Regions from separate parts of the Homo sapiens genome. Here region 2 is linked to region 1. Evidence: chromatin loops called from intact Hi-C (ENCODE). Cell type or tissue: A673. All regions are shown on one strand.

The links. Peaks named below come from ENCODE experiments on the same cell type or tissue, not always from the same donor. Only the 100,000 strongest peaks of a DNase experiment are listed, where the experiment ranks them.
Region 2: a loop joins it to region 1, with 4 times the contacts of the local background. A loop is called at or near these places in 2 of 110 quality-filtered maps.

What each region holds. Positions count from the first base shown.
Region 1 is chr15:47,180,750-47,188,749 of GRCh38, forward strand. It overlaps a transcript of SEMA6D not described here. Among named protein-coding and RNA genes, the nearest start is that of SEMA6D, 530 kb to the right of the region's middle. In A673, no CTCF peak of the experiment used is centred here; DNase peaks (open chromatin) are centred at 3,562, 3,912 and 4,392; H3K4me3 peaks cover 2,262 bases; H3K27ac peaks cover 1,571 bases.
Region 2 is chr15:46,087,185-46,095,184 of GRCh38, forward strand. No RefSeq gene overlaps it. Among named protein-coding and RNA genes, the nearest start is that of SQOR, 460 kb to the left of the region's middle. RefSeq lists a silencer at 7,727-8,000. In A673, a CTCF peak has its summit at 4,855 (motif pointing right); DNase peaks (open chromatin) are centred at 1,857, 2,627 and 4,877; H3K27ac peaks cover 1,169 bases.

The DNA.
Region 1 (8,000 bases):
AAACTGTTTATCTGTAATTTGTATTTAACTGGATGTAATTTGTATTAACTGGATATTTTATCTGGTGGTCCCAGTTAAAAAGAAATATAATACCTTCATCAAGGTTCTTAATTTAACGTACTAGAGCATCTCAGAGGTCAAGAGAGCCTGAATTACATTCTAGAAGAATTTATGTATTTTTTCATTTTACAAATTAACACTTTTAACTATAATGAATAATGAATATGTTCACTAGATAATTATAGCATACATATTTAAAATTAAACCAGATATTGATTTTTTATATTTTATTTTATTGTGGTAAGAACACTTAAAGGAGATCTTACCCTCTTAAATTTTTAAGTGTATAATACATTATTGTTGCCTATAGGTACAATGCTGTACAGCAGATCTCTTGTGCTTGCCCATCTCACTTGACTGAAACTTTATGTCTGTTGATTAGTAATGCCTCCTTCTTACTTACTAGCAGTAGGGTAGTTCTGGCACTATTATACAAGGATGCTAAAATCCTAAATAAAATATTAGTAAATTAAAAAAATTGTAAACTATCATGTACTTTAGGCAATATGGTTGGGTAGTGAGCAACAAATTTAAATTTTCAAGTCTACTTTAAATCATATAAGTATATCCCAGTTATTGTATGTATTTATTATTTGGAGATAATGGCAAAGTCTAGATCGGAAGGCTTTTATATAATATGCTGAGAGCTAAATGTTCCTCTCTCCTCCTCCTTCACTCCCCACAAATGATTGGCTTCATTGGCCACAGAAGAGAAAATTGATCAATTGCTTGAAATATCTTTTTGTTTCATCCCCAGGTATTGAAAGTCATCTTGCAGATTTGGGAACTGTATTTTCATTTCCTTTGGCTGTTGTAACAAATTACCACAAACTTGGTGATTTAAAACAATATACACTTATTTCTGTACAGTTCTGGAGGCCAGAAGTCCAAAATCACTTTCACTGGACAGAAATCAATATGAAAGCAGGATTGTGCTTCCTTGAGAAGCTCTTGGAGAGAATTCCTTCCTTGCCTCTTCCAGCTTCTGGTGGCTGCTGCCATTCATTGGCTTGTGACTGCATCATTCCAATCTTTGTCTCTGTGGTCACATTCCCTTTTCCTCTTCTGTGTCTCAAATTTCCTTCTGTCTCCTACTTAAAAGGACCTATGATTGCACTTAAGGCCCACGCTGATAATCCAGGATAATCTCCCCTTCTCAGGATTCTTAATTTCATCACATCTGCAAAATCCATTTTCTTCCATATAAAGTAACAGAGTTTCTAGGGGATTAGAACATGGGTATCTGTGGGGGCCATTATTTAACCTGCCACAGGAACTGACATTGCTCACTGCTGGGTCCCTGAAGAACACAAATTGGCTTGTTGGTGGGCTTGGCCAGGAATCGGTTTAGCTGGAGATGCCTTTCACTGATTGTGAAGGAGGTCCTAGAACCCAAACGTGAAGGCTCAGCGATCTGTCACGCACACCTGATGTCATGAGCATGGACCATGTCCCTCTCATGTTTCAAATACAGGCCACAGGTAGGGTCCATAGTCCCACCACAGAAAGCAGTTCTTGTGGTATTGAGGTCAATTATATGTCCTCAAAAACCTGAAGTTCTACCCATTTCATTACCGTCTCTTCTTCCTGCTATGATGCTAAGTGTGGATGGGTAAACATTCATTATTTTTAAAATGCTCATTAACATGTATTAGGTGCCAGGGATTATGGCAGGCCATTTAAAGCATGGTGGTCGAGAAAGCAGCCTCTGAAGCAGATTGCCAGGGATCTAATTTCTGCTCCACTAATTACTGGCTATGTGATATACCTCTATGCCTATGTTCCCCGACTATAAAATAGGCTCTATCTCACAAGGTTGTTGAGGATTAAATGAGCTATTATGTGTTAATGCTTGGACCAATGGCTGGCTGCTACCTGATCTTTGGTCTCTCTAGACTTAACAAATGTTAATTACTATTTATTTGAATGGAGAAACCAAAGAGATATGGAGCCCTGTGTGAGACACAGGGATAGCTAAGGCAAGATATGTTCATGAAAGTAATTTTAAGTTTAGGAGTTAAGACAATAAGTTTAACAAGAGGTCTGAGCATTGAGAGGTGTTTGTTTATTGTTTTTTAGAACTCTGACTTAAGTGAGTCAAGCAAGAGAAGAGAAAGAGGGAGGGAAAAATAAATGCTATTTTTGGAGGAAAGATGGTTGGGTAAGCTCTCTGTGGTACTGGTAGGCAGGTTTTGCATGTGGCTGGGTAGCTGGGCAGTCAAGTATTGCATTAACGCCAGCCTGATGCAGCTTGGGCTGGTGTGAAGAACCATGGGATCTCTAAGGCTTAGGGGTCTTCACATTTAGTGACCACCAAGTTACCAACCTGAGTATCATCTTAGAAAAAGTGGGTAATACTTACAAGGAAGACTTGTTTCAAGAATTAAAGGAACGTATGAGCAATCATCCAGCTAACTCCAAAATGCTTTGTTTTCCACAGGACTAATTATATGGGATACAAGCCAAGCATACAAATTGAAGTCTTCCTTCCTTTAAATACCACATAAAACCACCAAAGCTTGCCTCATATTTAAGGGACATTCACTCCTTGAACATTGTTTGAATACGTACTGTATGCCGAGGACCACACTAGGAGCTGTTGACAAAGTTATGAATATGAGTATGAATTATTTCTGCCTGAACAAACTTACAGACCAATAGTTCTGCCTAGAGAAACTTAAAGACCAGTAGTAGAGGAAGTAATCCAAACAGGAAAATGTCACATGAGTGATAGGTATTATCATGAAACTAAGAACAGAATGCTGAGGGAAGCCCTTAGAAAGGAACTTCTCATTGTCTGCAGAAACAGGGAAAAGTAAATATAAAAATATTTCCACAACAATAACAGCGAGGAAGCGGGCTCATTAGAAAAGGGCACGTGTGGCTTGGATTGGGGTAAAGAGGGTGTTCTGGAACTTTGTGGGCCTTTTTGCATATGGAGAAAAGCTGGGCTGACAGTCTAACTCCAAAGGCCAATGAACAGCGGTTAGATGATTAACACCTGGGAATACATTTCTACAGTATTAAAAGTGATATGTAGCTCATTTAAAGAAATACATCTTAATATGTAGTACACAATATATCTAAACCATCGCAACGACAAAATCAAAGCAAGGTCCTTTGCACCGAAGGGCCTGGGGAGATGTGGGCGAAGACCCCAGGACCTTTCCCCTGCTCAGAGACCAAAGGGTTTTCAGAGCGGAGGTGGGGGCTCCCGGCAGGGGAAGTTAGAGCCGAGGGAGCGGCAGGAGCACGTGGGCTGAGTGGGGGTGGGAGGACGCAGACGGCGGAGTAACCGGTGGAAGTGTCAAAGAGGAAGGAGTGGAGGGCTGCTGAGGTGACAGGGTGTGGTCTGTGAGGGAGCGGACGAACCCGGAGAAGAGAGCAGAGAGACCCACCAGGACTAGGAGGCAGCGGGGAGCGTGCCTGCGTCGCTCGGAGCGGTGACAGCAAGGAGCGCAGCGCGGAGGCCGGGCGGCAAGGGGAGTTTCCAGTCCTCGATAAGTGGAGTCCCTGCTCTGCGCTGCGCCAGCGCCTTCCGCCTGGGCCCGCGGTGCTAGACACCTGCCGAGTCCGAAGCGGGAGTCAGGCTGAGCCTTCGGCCCCCAAGTAAGTCTTCCCTTTTCTCTCCATTTCTCCTCCGTCGCCTTTACTTCTTTATCTGCGAAGCGAGGAGCTGCTGACGGAGGTTCTGCGCGAAAAGCGCACCGGGGAGCTCTGGCGGCGTCCAGGATGCTCCAGCCTCCCGGCGCGCCGCGGCCGGCGCAGAGACCCGACCGCGAGGCCCGCCGCCCGGTTCCCGTGCGCAGCATGGCCCGAGGCGGCGGCAGAGTTGTTGGCACTGATAAGACCCGTCTTTTGTGTCTTGCCCGATCCCGGAGCTGTGCCAGGCCGGGGGGAGGGAGCGGAAGCCACTTTATGGCTCGTGGCCCCACCTCTTGCCCCCACCCCAAATCCTCCGGGATTTCAAAATGCCGCGGACTCGGGCGCAAGTGAGCGCCAAACCCGCAAGCTGGGCGAGTTGGATCCGGGTCGGCAGCCGGCTGAACCGCCACGCTGCCCCGCTTTTTTTATTTTCTTTTTAGATACGGCATCTAATTGGTGGGTGCTGGGAGGCAGGGCTGGTTGGGTGAGCACGAGTACCTGGGTGTAGGGAACGACCTACCTTCTTGCTTTCCTTGGGGTTTAGAGGGGAAGGGGTGGGGGCACCCAGAGCCCCGAAGCCCGGAGCGTCCCGCGCTAGCGGGCTTGCGCGCGGCCGGCGAGCAGGCGTTCTCTGGGTGGGTCCCTTGTCTGGCTCATTGTTCGCGGTGACTGTTCTTGGGGCCAGGCTGAGCGACACAGACACCGCTCACCGGGCTGTAAATAAAAGTGACGACTTGGAGGAGTGGGGGTCAAGGCTGCCGGGAGGGAAAAGGCTTGCCCATTTTAGAAACCGACTTGGAGCTCGGAAGAGCAAACGTAGTCGACAGAGAAAACCGCTCCTGAGTGCGAAACTTAGATCTGACTCTAATTCACAGAGACAGCCTAGTAAATTAAACCCTCAGGAACAGGGCACGGTATTTCCCCCATTGAAATTGTTTTCAGAGTAACGAAGATGGAGTTTTAAGTGTTATTGACAGCTGGCCGCTTTCTCTTGCTAGCACCTGTTTCCCTTAAAGATTCCTGGGTGGGGTTTATTTTTTCGCCCCCTCCCTCCTTTTTTTAGAATGTGCATTTATTCCATTTGTGCCTTCAGCTAGTCGAGTTGCATGGTGCTGGGAGGAGAATCCATTTTTGAAAGCAAAGTGCAATTTCCACTCTACAAATGGCCAAGCACTGGTGTAGACGTCCATTGCTCCCCCACCCTGGCCGCATGCTAACATTCATGGAGGCAGACATGTGTACCCAGAATCAGAGGGAGCCGGTTATCCTCAGTTGGAGATCCCAAAAGACTTCTGCATACAGTTCCTTTCGTTGGATGGTAGATACTCTTATTTGACTTTCTTCCATTCTTTAAATTACAATGGTATCACCTGTTCATGGTGCCTATTCCTTAGCCCACTACAAAGGAGGATGCATTTTGCTGGGAAAAAAATGCTCTTTCTTTTTCTGAGGTCCGTGGGTAGTATTCAGAATAAGCTCTTGACAAGAGAAATTATTAAATTATTATGATTTCTTATATATGTGTGTATATATAAATATATATGTACAAGTTTACAATATTGTCTACAAATATACAATATTTGTGTATATATATGTGTATATATGTATGTATGTGTGCATGTATATATATGTGTGTGCATATATATATACACATATATAGTATTTGTAGCTGGTTGTAAATCCCAGTAGTTACTAATGCACCCAACTGACCTGGTTATATTTCACTTTGACATCCCTGATGGACCTGCTAAGTGTATCAATCTGATGAAGCCTGGAGTTCCAGCCCTCAGGAGAAGTACTTAACATGAACACCTCTCTATGACGGCAGTCTGATTCCACAGGGAAAAACCATGTAGTGGGAGTGTTGTTGAGGGTATGGAAAGCTGTATGATTTATTCCAAGGAGAGAAGAGAGAGTTAGGTAGAAGAAAATAAAAATGGAAACTGGGTAGGCATCCAGACCATACTCACGGTTCGACAAATATGTATGTGGAAAAGTGTATTTATTGTGTTCTCTCTCTCTCTTTTATCATAATGTTTATAACCTTAATGCTTTCATAGCAGCATTCGTACCTCTTTTTTTTTTTTGCTTAAAAACTATTATATTTTCAACTCTATTATTTTACATTTTCAATGCCGTTCGTGCCCACTGAATGCATTGGATTATCTTTTCAATTGTTCTTTTGTCTACTTGTATACCATGTCCAACTTAGTACAGGACCACATGAACAATGAATCAACCAGGTTCTAATGAAGATTAAGACATGAAGAGTATTCACAGCTATGTATAAACTGTATACTCATTTAACCATCTTCCCACATGACCAATTTTAGCTAGTAGCTTGTTCATCTTCTGAAGTCTCCAGACTCCAAATTCTTACCCAGATTGATTACTGCACTAAATCTTGATTGTGCAAAGAACAGAACTTAATTATTTTGGTCTCATTTGTCAGTCAGCAGTATTTAGTGTTGCCAAGATAATTATATCATTGAAGTATGCATGACTTTAAAATATGTTGAAAAAGGTCTTTCTAAACTTGTTCATAAAGAAAAAAAAAAGTCCTTGTGAAGCCATAATTTCACTGCTGTAGGCCTCCTGGCCATTCGCGTTTATTGAGTTTACTCTTCCACATGAAGAATGAACCATTGTTTTGTTGTCTAGGAACTGAAGGAAGATGGAAAGGGGGCATAGAAAATGAAGCACTTGTAAATGTTATTATTTTCTGTATTTGGAAAATAAATATTTTTAAGTAAATAACGATTATCTTCTTAAAGATACACTAAAACCTTATTAAGAGATCTGAGAAAAAAAGAATTTTCAAAATAGAAATGCTAGCTGCTTCTAAATATTCATAAAAGGTTGGTGTTTACAAACACATATATTTTTGAACCAATCTCAAGATTTTTATGTCTTTCTATGGAATTATGAAGTGTTATTCAATTATTATTAAAACATTGAAATCTCATCAAAACTTATATTTAAACGTACTGTCTTTTTGCAAGTGCTTTAATTGTAATAGCCTGTTTGTTGAGATTAAAAAGAACATCATTGATGTCATGGTGTGCTTTGCATTTTAAAATAGTGGCTAATGAATTACAAACATTCATTACTCAACAACTACTTGCTGAAATTTCTCAGGACCCCCAAATAGAGATTTATTTGTACTATATACTATCATTCATGCCCTTGCTGAGTTTATGTTGATACCCTTTTTCTTCTTCAAAATTAATTGCCTTTTAAATTAATACTATGTTGGGTCTGACTCTTTTGTTATTTTTCTCCTATGTCATAAATTTATGTGCAAATATCTTCAGCATTGTCTGGTTAGAGAACTTACTGTTGAAAACGTGGGAATTAGTGGGGGGAGGGGTGAAGAGAGAAGAACAACTTTTATTAAACCTGGAGTCAGGACTTAAGACAGGAAAAGAAGGGCAAGTTTCATTTAATAAAATTCACTGAGGAATTTGTCTTTGACCTTTAAAAGTCCGAGCTGTGTAGTACATAATATACATTTGGGTAAATCAGGCACTAACTTCATAAAGCATAAGGCAAAATAAGAGAGTTTCATGGTGTCTTTGCTTTGCTACATTTGAATGGTGGCTTTAATTCCACTCACTTTTTTATTTTTGGGGGATGCTGTTCTATTTATGTAAAAATGGATATCGTCAATGTTTATTTTGGGAACATTTTATTTTAAAAGCTTAGTTTCTTCTATGAGTTTAGCTCTTATTAAATGTTTACTAAGAAAGATGATGTTTGATTCAGTTTTCATAACTAAATGCAACTAGAAACACATTGATTAAGTGATTCAAATAAGCCCATTTAAATACTAAATTTAGTCTTCTCTTTCACAAGCTATTGTGAAGAAAATGCTTTGAATTAGATTTTTATTTTAATAACCAATATTCATTTATATTTCCTGTAACGTGAAGACTAACATTAATGGGTAATAAAAATGAAACATTTGTGAAATGAGGAGATATAAGACAATGCAAATTAATGATTGTGTGTACTCTTGATACCTAGCTTTTTTTCTGATAAATTAGTATTTTTAATCTCAGGGGTAATGTAGATTTCTTAACTGATTACATTTTCTTTTTGCTTTAGGCACAAGAAAGCTCAGAGCCCATGGGAGATTTAATTTATTATCATATAAGACTCCTTGGAATGAATATATGTGTTATCTTTCCAAATGACCTTACTTTATTCTACTTATGTATACAATTTCTCTGTCATAATGTCTTATTTTGTTTTTCTTTTTCAATTGTGGAAGAAGGCAGATCATCAAAGTTGTT
Region 2 (8,000 bases), 1.1 Mb before region 1:
ATGTATCTATTTTCTAAAAAGTTCAAATGAGCTGTCAAATACCAACTGTTTTTTCTAAATCAAAAATTGAGATCTAGTGTGCTTTTTATTTCCTAGATAACTTCCCCCTTGCAGCCTTCTATTCTCTAGCACTGTCAGGATTGATTATTCTCTGGGCATGACTTATTACTCATCTGAGACTTCATTTCTCTGCTCTCCAATGTTCAAGCTCCTCTTTCCTGAATCAAAAGCTCCTCTTTTCATTCAGGAAAGCTCCTCTTTCCTGAATAACAACAATCTTACTGTTGTTATTGTCATCATTGTTTACAACCTTGGTTTGATGGAATGCATCCTTCATTAGTACCTGAGACAAAGTGCATGAAAGGTATATTTTAGTTCCAGGTCTGAAAATGTCTTTTTCAACCTGGATTCCTCTGCCTATGCAAACCACCAATCAAGTGTGAGGGTAGACCACCATTTTTTTGGGTCAGAATTTTGACGATATTTTGCTATTGCCTTCATATATCTAGTGTTGATGTTAAGAGTTCCAAAGACATTCTGATTCTCATTTCTTTTTTTTGTGACTTACTTCTCCCCTCTGGAAAATTTTAGGGTCTTATATAGTCTCTGTTGTTTAGTAACATAAATTTGAGTCTTTTGTAGTTTTAGGCTTTTACATGATTTTAAAGGGTAGCTGATTATGTTCGTTTTTCCTTACTAAGATTAAAGACTGACATCTTCAGAATAGAATATCAGTTTTAATGCACAAAAGAATGAACCTATGTATACAGTCAATACCACACTCATATTCAAACAAACATGTTGGTTCAACCCCATATTTACAAGTTTATCCCACAAGTTTATATGTACAAACTTGTGATGTCTTAAAGCACGAGTGTACAATGTATTCCATATGTAGTATTAAAATGAATGCACTGTTATTTTTCTGTAAAAATGGAAAAAAGGGTCTATCATACTCAATTCCAAACAACCAAAAAGGCAAGTGAAAACATTTTAATGTAATTAATAATGTCTATATAGGATATACAAATGTATATGTATAGGAGACTGCTTTATCATTGAATACTTATTATATTGTAAGCTTTATGAGGAAGGAGTTTGTTTCTAGCTAAATTTTAGAATGTTATATATATGATTTAACACATAAAATATATTTACATATAGATGCATGTAAATATGTGTATATATAAATATATAAATGTGTATATATTTATATTTACACACATGTATATATGTGTATATATGTGTATATAAATTACATATATACATATGTGTTATAAAGCAAATGTATATACTACATAGATACATATAATGTGTAATATATTTATATACATATGTGTGTAAATATAAACAAGTTATATATTTATATATAAACATACAACATATATAAAATATATGTAAATATATAAATTATTATATAACCATAAATATATATATATTTATTACTGCTGGGTTACTACTGCAAGAACATTTCCTGCTAATGGCATCCACCCAACTTTGAGAAGTACTCTCATTCCTTATACTTCTACAAGTACTTTTTTCCAACTTCTCACATTCTTGCGACTTACTCAGAATAGAGCGTAAGCTTACACATTCACTAACATCCTTATCTTTTTCTAATTCTTTTTAGGCATTATTTTCTTATAAATGATTTTTAATTCTATAAAATGAGAGGACACAGATTTATATCAGAAGAGATAAGGCCAAGGGAAATACTATGTTTTCAGAGGCATGATTAGCTCCTTTAATACTTTTGTTATTTGCTCAGAAAGTGACAGAAACATAATCCTGAATGGAATGTCTACTGCAGCTCTCATGAATGACTTGGTGGTGCATATAGTCTTCGGTATCTGGGGAATACAAGTACATAGAGGAAACATGACTAATTTAGTTTCCTGCCTCAGGAAAATCAAAGTTATGGGTAAACACTTGGCTCCTGTAGACAAAAGTTAGTAAAACAATGGCTTCTATTCTACAGATTTATTTGACTTAACAATTTTCTTGCCTGTAGAGTTAAGAATTGAGACAAAACCTTACCTAGTTGCCAAAGAAAATTCCCAGGGCATAATCTGATCTCAACATAAGGCTTTTGTCACAGGAAAAGAGACACAAAAAATGACAAATGCAGGTACAGTCTGGATGGAACACAGCATGCCTTTCTTGAAATGGAAAGGACATCTGCTTGTTGCCTATTTGTATATGCTTCCCATTCACTTTAATGCTTAGAGAATAAAACAGATTGGGGATCTTGGGAAACAGGGTTCAAACTATAAGAATCCCTACTGGCTGTCCTGTAGAGAGTTAATAGCTAATGTGGATAGAGGCAGTGACCAGCCTCCATTTCATCTTCCTATTGTCTGCTAGAGCAGCATGTAATCTATTTCAGGCATCTGCAACTGGAGGGAAAACATGCCAATTATTTTTATTGATCTAAAGCCTTCACAGGTGGGACACCTTGCCAGGGTGGCATATGGAAATTTAGATAAGGAAATGATTGCAGAGACACGAAAAGGGCTTTGCTATTCGGAAGGAATGTGTAGGCCTTAAAAAAAATGAACAGACACTTGGTATTCCAGAGCTTAAGAGCACCAAAGATGAATTATGCAGTCGCAGCAATGGAAATTGATTACTAAGCCTTCGATGAGTCACATGCCTTAGGAATTAAGTACCCCAATCTATTATTGTCAGTATCCTGATGGGTCAACCAGGCTGTGAATGGGAATTTGCATTAAATTGATTTGAGTGTTTTTTCTTGAACTAACATCACTCAATCAAGGGACACATTCAGACAGAGCTAGATAAGTCTGACTGAATTTGATTTGGAAAAGCAGAGTAGCAAGGAATTAGCAGGCAGAATTTAAAAATGCCATAAATCTGGCATTGCAAACTGGGCTGGGAAAAGCAGGTGACCAATCTCTGTGCCACAAACAGTGTATAAAATCAAAGCAAATTTGTTTCTCATCTCCGTAGCATGTTGACATAGTCATGGATTGCAAAAATCATCAGGTAACACAGAGGGCTGCTTCCATAAGATCTGATCCAGAAACAATGAAGTATTTGCCATCTATTCAGGGCCAAGAGTCTATATTTCTAGCATACATTTGCTGTGCAATGATCTTTTGACCCCAGGAAAGTCACTTACTTTACATGTAAAGAAGCTTTATGTGAAGAGGGTAAGTAAACTAGATGACCTCAGATCCACTCAGGTTTAACACTGTGTGATGATGTGGGTCCAAAAATATCAAGTGACAAATTTCACTTAGACATTTGATGTTCTTTGCAGTTTAGATGCCGGGATCCACAAGGAGCTTTAGTTGTAATGTGTACCCTGTCATGACACATAAGTGATGGTTTAGGGAGGGCATAAATCCCCAGGGGCTATGGTGGGTTGGGAAGTTTTGAGATGGATTTTGAAAGACACTGATTGAGGCATTGATGCTCAAAATGATTTGGATTCATTAACAAATTGTGAATAAAGTAAGTTCTTTTTTATGTACTATTAACCATTCACCTACATATGCTAATAAGGATTCAGTTATTTTCTTAGAATGGTAGGGAAAGGGCATTAAACACTTACAGGATAGTCATTTACAGTAAGAGTAAAATGTGAATTCTCAGAGAACCTACATCATCTTTACATTTTAGCTTGATCTAGAAAACACATGTAACTTTGACGTATTGTAGTGTTGTTCTTAGTTGGTTGAAGAATACTTAGAATGATCATAACTCACTAATGTTCACCTGTACTAACCACTAAGCTAAAAATTTGGTAACATGAGGTTACTGGTTTACTGATCAGGCAGGACTTGGGGGAGTAGTAGATGTCCTGTTATCAGTGTCTAGAGTCTCTTTCATTTCCATTCTGTCTGTTCCTAGGATTGTCATGGTAACATTGTCATGGAATCCTTACTGTTGATCACTGCCTGGCAGAAGTCTGACAAGTATTAGAATATAGGCTGTATTGCTCCATTCCCCTTTTATGGCTCCCTCTGCTATTGCAAAATATAGAAATCACTGACAATGAATGTGTCTTTAATCATGCTGTAACTTAGTATTCATAGAACATACATCTTTAGATGTTTAGGTTATATATTTGCTTGGTTTAAAATACAGGAAATGTTTCTTAAAGATCAATACCTTAAAAATTACTTTATCCCTTGAAATTTGCTCTTAAGCAGAAGTTGGTAAACTTTTGGAGACAAATCATTTGCACAAGAAATCTCATCTTCTGAATATGTTACCATTTGAAGCTATAGCACTCAATATTTTTTCCTCATGGCAAATTAGGGTTGTTCAGTCAAACTCCATTCAGGTTGAAGCACAGGTTCTATTGAATCCTTGTTTGAACTAGAAATCTAGCTATTAAAGTCCACAACAGTACACTAAAGATAAAATTACTGTGTTATAATACCCTAGTGAATGTATGGAGTGTATTGAAGCCCAAATGACAAAGTTAGATAGAAATCACGCAAAAGAAGTTGAGAATCCATTTTCAAGTATGTAAAAGTGTAGTCAGGAAGTGATTTTCAAATAGTATGAAATGTGTATATCATCCTTGTCTATTAAACCTATAGAAAGAGCCTGGGGAAATAAATGTAGAGATAACACTATTTGTATTACTTCCAGTACCAAGGGGAGATGATCTTAGACTCAATATTCAGTAGGTCTTCAGACATGTTTAGGATGCCCCAGGAATGTGCAGATCTGCGTTGGAAGGGTAGAAACGGGAATGAAAGCAAATGGTAAGGATCCATGGAACGAAATATGGGGTGGAGATAGCAGCGTTTCCACCAAACTTCTATCGAAATTGGTAGAAATTAGTCTGGAAAAGTATTTGATTAACATTTCCTCAGCCACTAGGGGGCCTCAGTTGAATGTGTGTTGTTTATCTCCTGGCCCTTCTTCCTCAAGCTGCGCTGCCTCCCCATTCTGATCCTAGAAAGATAAATTGCTGGTCAGTGTTTATACAGATGTCATGGTCCCAGTTGCCAGTTGCATCTATAGTGACCTTCAAAGAGAGGAGACAGAAATAAGCGAGAACGTAGGCTCACTTTTGTGGTTCACCCTACTTAAGAGGGACTGTATTTCTGAATAACAAAATCCTACAGGTGACCGGGCGCGGTGGCTCATGCCTATAATCCCAGCACTTTGGGAGGCTGAGGCGGCGGGGGGGTGGGGGAGAAATCACCTGAGGTCGGGGGTTCGAGACCAGCCTGACCAACATGGAGAAACCCTGTCTCTACTAAAAACACAAAAAATTAGCCGGGCGTGGTGGCGCATGCCTATAATCCCAGCTACTCGGGAGGCTGAGGCAGGAGAATCGCTCCCGGGAGGCGGAAGTTGCCTTGAGCCGACATTGAGCCATTGCACTCCAGCCTGGGCAACAACAGCGAAACTCCGTCTCAAAAATAAATAAAAAATCCTACTGGCTGCTTTTACGTATGAGGTGCGGTGTTGTGGAAAGTCATAATTTTTCAAATAAATCCATGTTTATACTTTAACCATTAAGTCATGGAAAATAATGATAGCCAGGAACCAATCTAAAATTCAGCAAAAAGAAGTCAATACAATATTATGTTCTAGGTTCTAGAATGTATGGAAACCATATCAAGCAACAATTTAAGTCTGGGGTAACTATTAAACTCTTCAGAGACTTTCCCCTGGAGTGACTGAGGCCATGATTACCATGCCCTTCTCTGGCTAGGGTTGTAGGAATTTTTCCATTTATAGTGATAATTGGGCAACTCAGTTCCAAGAAGTACCCAAGTCGGCCACCTGTGTAAAAGCAGTCCTAACTCCTCCTCATGATCAGGGTCAAGTTCCTCTACCAAGATTGTGACTTTTTTCTTACTTTCTAATTCCTGGATACAAGTAGGCCAAAGTGCCCTTGAGCCAACTATAGCTTACCATTCAATGAGATACTTGCTATGTTTTGCATGAAAGTGTTAGCACTTTGGGCATCAGAACCTTTCCCTGCAGCAACTTTGCACTGTCCCCTTCCTGAAGACGAAATATTGTGTTTGATTTACCCCTTTGGCTATTGGTGGGGCAGTTTTAGAAGCTTCCACGTAGCCTGTAGGATTAAAGATTTCACAGGGGAAAGCAGCAACCCTAATATAGAAGTTTCACCAATTGTCAAACATGCTAAGTTCAATTATGTATCCTGGAAGTATGGAGATGATCACCATATAGGTCTGCAGATCAAGCTGACCCATTGTAAAGTGGACATTAGCCATTTATTATCTGGCCCTTATGTGCTTCAACTCTAACAGAGGGCCATCATACTGCTTTGGGCTTCCAGGTTTCATTGTCAATTCATACCCATTTTCAAACAATCCTTAAAATGTTTGGGAATTCTCTTTTTCCTCAATGTTTAGTTTCCTTGAGTAAATGGCCAAAAGACCCTTTGGGGAAAATAATCAAATATTACCATGTATAGTACCTAAGACTTTGTAGGAATCTTCATAATACAGACTGGGTCTGAAAACTGGTTCACATCTAGAAATTGCATAATGAATTATGACTTTTTAATGGGGTGCCCTCCCTCAGACTCCTTGACATCCATCATTTATTTCCTTTGTTGGTACAAGTTGAGTAGTATCCTTGTTGGCTGCCCGCCTGTTTTGCTCCTAGGGTGGTTGCTATGTTCCATCAACCATCAACACAGTTTTTTGTGAGTTAGGTCCCTTTGATTGCCACTCCAGTCTTTCCACTCACCATGATAATTGTGGCCTTTTGGCTTGGCTTCTATGTTTTGGGGTCTTATCCCCTTTACCATAACTAAGCCAAGTTCCGTAACAACATTTCCAAACATCATGCCTGATGTATAGTGTAAAGCTGCTGTTTCACATCTTAATGAGGCTGGTGCCCTTCTCAATAGCATTTTTTTTTTCTGGTATTAGTAAATGGTGTCTGCCATGAGCTTTCTTCTGGAGTATATCACCTGGCAGGTCTTCAAGTGAATATAGTATAGCCATTCTACCATGCTGCCTTTCCTAAGTATTTTAATCCATTCTTCAACCATCTTCCATGTAAAAGCTAGGATTTTGCTTCTCCAGCATAGGCCATTTTTTCTCTGTATTTCTAGGAGTCATGGTAGTAACAAGTTCATACTATTTCCTGGAATTCTTGCTAAGATGTTAAACTGTGTATCTCTCCCATGTCAATATATTTCTTACCCAATTTTAACTCCCTGGAGATGGAGTGAAGAGTTTATTGACTTGGGGGTATTCTGGCCCCCTTAAACCAGCACTGTTATAATTCAGCCTCATGTGTATGCCCTTGATTTCTGCCCATGCATTCTGGCTATACTTTGCAGGTCCTTTGTGGCATAGTCTCTTTCTTCCCTCTTCAACCAAGTATATCCTTGGGCTATGCTGTCAGCTTTGACAACTGACTGCCATCTTGTTCTAGAGGCTGTCTTTGTGTTCCATCTACTGCCAGTGATGGGGTCCTCATTGTGAGCCAGGCAGCCAGCAGTGCTTTAGCTCCAAAGCCCCATCTTATCACCCACTCTCTGACTGTTCTCAATACCAACTCTCTTAGTTTTGGTTTTCTGAAAGGAAACACTGAGATGAAGTTTGGGGTATGTTATATTTATTAGGAATCAATACCTGTGAAAGAAAAGTGAAGGAGGCATGATTGGGCAGAGGAAGAAATAAAAATGAGAGGCAGGCCCAACAGAGCTTTAGCTAACCTTGCAGAGAGCTCTGGTGCAACGACTGCACATCAGAGTTGCATAAGTCAGGAAGGAATTGCCTCTTTTATATTTCTTTACTGAATTTCCAGGTGTGAGCTCTCTGGGGAAGAGAATGACCTTGGGCAAGGCAGCTCTTTGCGGGCAAGGCAGCTCTTTGCAGCCAAGGCAGACTTTGAAGGAGCTGACAGCCAAAGGCTGTTTGCATTATCTATTGTGATTGGTAGACATGGGAAAACTCCCTCCTTCTCCCTGCTTCAAGGAAGGACTTCCTGCCAGGTTGCAGTCAGGAAACTGTACTTTT